Regions from separate parts of the Homo sapiens genome. Here region 2 is linked to region 1. A link is an interaction called in ENCODE POLR2A ChIA-PET data of the cell type or tissue named here. Cell type or tissue: GM12878. All regions are shown on one strand. Each heading gives the region's core, and the rest is flanking DNA. Links, peaks and the distances in the headings are about the cores only. Region 1 overlaps RIMBP2 (RIMS binding protein 2). Region 2 has its middle 56 kb from the start of RIMBP2.

Evidence for each region. Peaks named below come from ENCODE experiments on the same cell type or tissue, not always from the same donor. Only the 100,000 strongest peaks of a DNase experiment are listed, where the experiment ranks them.
Region 2: POLR2A ChIA-PET joins it to region 1 with 5 read pairs; 2 of 35 experiments call an interaction of 5 or more read pairs at or near these places.

What each region holds. Positions count from the first base shown.
Region 1 is chr12:130,570,055-130,572,858 of GRCh38, forward strand. All of the region lies in intron 2 of RIMBP2 (RIMS binding protein 2), which reads right to left. Among named protein-coding and RNA genes, the nearest start is that of RIMBP2, 140 kb to the right of the region's middle. In GM12878, for the core only: no CTCF peak of the experiment used is centred there; a DNase peak (open chromatin) is centred at 1,253.
Region 2 is chr12:130,771,373-130,774,176 of GRCh38, forward strand. No RefSeq gene overlaps it. Among named protein-coding and RNA genes, the nearest start is that of RIMBP2, 56 kb to the left of the region's middle. In GM12878, for the core only: no CTCF peak of the experiment used is centred there; no DNase peak of the experiment used is centred there.

The DNA.
Region 1 (2,804 bases), core at 216-2,715:
AATACCAAAGCACAGCCCGGATCTGCTTGACAGGAAGATCCACTCTCTTTCCTCTCTCTCTGTGATGTATTAAAACCTGGAATTTTAGGCCAGGTATAGTGACTCACACCTGTAATCCTAGCACTTTAGGATGCCAAGGCAGGAGGATGACTTGAGCCTAGGAGTTTGAGATGAGCCTGCGCAACATGGTAAAGGCCCGTCTCTATAAAAAACACAAAAAAATTAGCCGGGTATGGTGGCTTGCACCCGAAGGCCCAGCTAGTTGGGAGGCTGAGGTGGGAGGATAGATTGAGCCCAGGAGGCGGAGGTTGCAGTGAGCTGAGATCACACCACTGCACTCCAGCCTGGGCAACAGAGCTAGACTCTGTCTCAAAAAAAGAGACCAAACAAAAACCCTGAAATTTTAAGCTCTTTACGGGAACAAACTTCAGAAAGGAGGAAAACACTGATATGTCAACACCTGAGGAACAGCATAAAACAGGAGCAACAGAAGGTGACAGGTAAGAGGTGAGGACAGACCTTGGCTAGACTGCCTGCGCGACACCTGCTCTGTGTGGCTGTGGACGAGTCGTCTAGACTGCCTGCTCTCTGCACTGTGGAGGAGTCGTCTAGTCTGCCTGCTCCCCACCCTCTGTGGAGCAGTGACTCTAGCAGTTCCCACCACACACAGTCATATAGGACTCTGACCCAATGAGAACAGTGTTAAGCGCAACATCAGTTCCTTCTTATGCACTTTCATGAACATGATGATGACTGGGAATAATCAACAAGGTCACAGAATAAAAATAACTGCAGCAATTAGAGTGGGCAGGTGCTTTTCTTTAAGCAGGTGGATAAAGGAGAAATTAACTCCACAAGTGCTTACTGAAGGCCTGCTACGCATTGGGGGATGTCGCTGGTGCCAGGAACACAAAGATGGGGAAGAAACAGGCAAAGGCCCTGCCCTCATGGAGCTTAGAACTGAATTTATGGCAGGAACTGAGAAAAAAATGTCACGAGAAAAAACGTGCTGCGGTCATTGTTTTGGCACTTGAGGGAAGGGGCTAATCCATGGCGGGAAGAGGGCTGAGTTCCGGAAGGAGGAGGAAAGAGAGATATAGGCTTTACTGGGTCTGCATCATAAAGGGAGAAAGACTGGGGGGTTACTAGAGATGGGGGGGAGAGAAGTAGCTCAGCCAGGGGAGGGGAAGTGGGAGGCCATGACAGAAAACAGCCATGCATGGGTCCCCGCAAGGGGAACCACCCTGGCAGGTCTAGGAACTGCAACTCCCTGACACTAGATGTTTAGTGGTTTTTGACCACGTGTTCGCTGCCACACACAAGACTCAGCTGCCGTGTGTGCTACTGCTACCCATAGTAACATTTTTTTTTTTTTTTTTTTTGGAGACAGAGTCTCACTTTTTTGCCCAGGCTGGAGTGCAATGGCACAATCTCGGCTCACTGCAACCTCCGCCTCCCAGGTTCAAGCGATTCTCCTGCCTTAGCCTCCCGGGTAGCTGGAATTACAGGCGCCCGCCACCATGCCCAGCTAATTTTTATATTTTTAATAGAGACGGGGTTTTACCATGTTGGCCAGGCTGATCTCGAACTCCACAGTAACCTCTTAATGCTCAGACAGTTGGCACCACCTGCATACTCAAGACCCTCCTGTGCCGTCCCACCCCACTTGGGACAAAACGGGAACCTCACTGTGGCCTCCAAGGCTGTTTGTATCTGGCCCCCATGGCCTCTCAGACCTGCCATCTGCTGTGTCCCCTTCACTCACTCTGCTGCCCCACACTGGCCTCCCTGTGGCCCCCTCACACACCCAGGGAGCCCACCTCGGGGCTGTACATGCTGCCCCTTCCCACCTGGACACCCCTAGAGCCCCCTCCACCCTGAGCACCGTCCCTGGCTGCACTCAGATGGTCGGCCTGTCCCGGCGCCCTCGGTCACCTCTACCCCTTCGCTGCTCCTGCACAGCTGCATCCATGCCAGCCTTAGCCATTGGTGTATCTACTGTTTGTCTCCCAGCTAGCAGGTGCTCTGAGAGCAGACTCACTTCAGTTCCCTGCTCCACCCCCAGTGCGTGAAACAGCATGGCCAGGAGTTATGAGGAAGGCCGGGGATGAAGGAAACTTAGCACGGGTGACAGGGACAAAGCGGCCGGAAAACCCACAGACGTGTTAGGAGGAGGGGCCTCCCACTGCACGCACCACGGAGGTCCCAGCTACTTGGACACATCAGCAAAAGATGCCTTTGAAGACCCAGGCGCTCCTGAGTCCCAAATGCACTCACAGTAACCCCAAACATGGAATCACCCCCGCAACCAGCAGTCACAAAAAACCCATTGATTTTCCTTCTTCCCGGCTCGCATGAGCATCAGGTATAGAAGGGACCTTCCTTGGACACTCGGCTCCCTGGGCCTGACGGTGGACTCATCCTTTACAAGGCGGCTGGAGACGACCTGATTCTTCCATCCCTTTCCCCTGTGTGCAGGTTTTACTGGGCTGCGTGAACTTGCTGGATGATTCTAGAAAGCTGACAGGGGCAGGGATGTGACACCGATTTCCACAGCATGATGTGCTGTTATAGAAAGCACTGCTACAAAACAGACACAAGAGATGCAAACAGAAGAAGGCAGCTTATGCTCATTCGAGTTAATTAATCCAGAGGCTGTGCAGGGACTCACAGGGTTTCTCGGTGGAGAAGGGGCACTGCTCTGGGGAACGCTGGCACACAGCCAGCGCGTGTGCAGCAGGACGACCTGTATGCACTGTCACCACGGGACGGGGCCAGAGGGATGCACCCACCAACTCAGGGGA
Region 2 (2,804 bases), core at 301-2,800, 200 kb after region 1:
CACTCCTCTCCAAATACTCCCCGCCATGACCTACACACCCGACACATTCTGGCCGCTGCCCTCCTCTCTACCTCGGTCCCACCAATCTCCCCAGCTCGACACACTCTGCACTCGACCCCTCACTCTGTCCCTTAAACTGCCAAGTTGCTCCTGCTCCACGGCCTCTGCCCTCACAGCTCCCACAGCCAGGGGTCTTCTCCCCACTCCTCCACCTTCTTCACATGCCGTCCTCCCTTCAGTTGGCCTCTCCCTGGCCACTGTGGTGAACACCCCTACCTCCACCACCTCCTGGCCACTCTATCCCAATACCGTGCGCCCAATTCTTCACAGTCTTTCTCTTGCTCTCATTTCAGAGCTGTATGGGGTTTCGGCTGGCTGGTTTACTGTCGATCTTCTGCACTAGAACCTAAGTTCCGGTGAGCAAGTTCCCTGTTTGGCTTGCTCAGGGCACCTAGAGCCAGGCCTCGCGCAGAGCAGGTGCTGATGAATATTTGCTGAATGGCTGCACACTGCCTTAGCTGGTAGCAGCCCCTGGGTCTCTGAAAAGGCTCGCGATGTCAGACAGGGCGACACATGCTGCCTCTGCTGCTGACTGTGCTACCTGGGCTCTTTCCTTCAAGTAACATCTATTTCATGCCCAGTACAGCTCTAGGTGCTGAGAAAATGGGACTTGATTACATACAGTGGCTGCAGTGAGGAAAGAAAGGGGTTCGTGCCATGGAAACCAGCAGGCAAGAGAAGGTATGCTCTCAGCCCAGCATCCTCAGCTGACTTGGGCCACCAGCCTCACATCCCCTTTGTTTCATTGACTATCTAAGTCCACTTTGCATTGCTCTAAAGGAATACCTGAGGCTGGGCAATATATAGAGAAAAGAGGTTTATTTGGCTCATGATTCTGCAGGCTGAACAAGAAGCATGTGCCAACAACTGGTGAGGCCTTGGGCTCCTTCCACTCATGGAGAAAGGGGAAGGGGAGCAGGTGTAGCACATGGAGTGGGACGGGGGAGTGGGGAAGGGTAGGACATTGCCGGGCTTTTTTTTTTTTTTTTTTTTTGAGACGGAGTCTCGCTCTGTTGCCCAGGCTGGAGTGCAGTGGTGCGATCTCAGCTCACTGCAAGCTCCGCCCCCTGGGTTCACGCTATTCTCCTGCCTCAGCCTCCCGAGTAGGTGGGAATATAGGCACCCATCACCACGCCCATTGCCGGGCTTTTTAACAATCAGACCTTGCAGGGACCCATAGAGCGAGAACTCACTCATTACCACAAGACAGTGAGGGGGAGATATCCAAACCACATCACTGATCACTTCCAGAACATGGGCCTCCAAGACACAGGAGGTTCAGGACCCAGCGTGAGAGCAAGGACACACAGCCTTCCAGAGGAGACTCCCAGTGAGGCCACCCCGCACTGGGGGATTTCAAGCCATCTGGGAAAGATCTGGGGAAAGATAAGGTGACTATTCCAGCCACCTCCAGTCATGGAGAGGCAGGCAGGTGTATGCAGAAAGACAGAGGACAAGGTAAAAGTGTTGGGGGGACTCATGTGGAAATTCAACAATTGTGATATTTTTAACAAGTTCCTATTGTCTTAATTTTTTTTTTTTTTTTTTTTGAGACAGGGTCTGGCTATGTTACCCAGGCTGGAGTACAGTAGCATGATCTCAGCTCACTGCAGCCTCCATCTCCTGGACTCAAATGATCCTCCCACTTCAGCCTCTGAATTAGCTACCATGCTCAGCTAATTTTTTTATTTTTTGTAGAGATGAGGTCTCACTATGTTGCCTAGGCTGGTCTTGAACTCCTAGCCTCAAGTGATTCTCCTGCCTTGGCCTCCCAAAGTACTGGGACTGCAGGCACAAGCCCTGCACCTGGCCACCAGTCCCTACTGTAAAAAGGAAAAAATACACACACACAAGCACATATATATTACAGCAAAGAAAGGGGGCTGGATTTTCGGATAACTTATCTGTAGCTCCGAGGACAACCCGGTTCCCCAGGGATTCATTAAGTCCTTCTTACATGGCTGCTGAGTCTTCACCATCAACAAGCCCAGCAACCTCCCCAAAGAAAGGATTCTGCAGCCTGGAGAGGGCCCTCATCCACTGATGATTATGTTTCTTGCTCAGAGGAAACTAAGTCTAGCTCCCTGCTAACGCAGCCTTGGGAAGCCAACACTTCACCGAGAACCCTGAATCGGCCCCTCTCAGAGGCCGGGAAGGCAGTGGGGCTGGCAGGGCTACCGTTCTGAATTCATGTGCACCGACTGCGTCCCCTGAGCTACGCCTGCATTCACCGCACTGATTCAAGACAGCCGCATCCATTCACCAGGCTCTGTGTCATCAACATCACCCTGTGACGTGCCAACATCAGGGATCCCCCACTCTGAGCTCAGGAAGACCGTCCTAGGATATTTTTTTAAAGCACAGTGAGAGAGAAATAAGAAGGCCAGTGGTAGTGACAGACCTAAGAGTGTTCTGTCCCTCTTAGGCCCCACGACGCGCACCGCTGCGTGCTGCCTGGGAGCTCATTCTTAGGTTTTTAGGTCTTTAAAGAGGCTGTGAAGAGGAGGGTATTCCGGATGCTTTGTAAACTGACAGACTTTTTAATTAACATAACACCGTGATATTATCACATCCAACAAAACTAACACCAATCCCTTACTATCTTCTAATACCCAGTCCATAATAAATGTATCTGCTTATCTCAAAAAAAAAAAAAATTCAGTTGGTTTTGTTCAAATCGGAATCTCAACACGGTTTAGACAACCTTTGGTATTTCTCTTAAGTCTCTCTTCTCTTTTATTTTT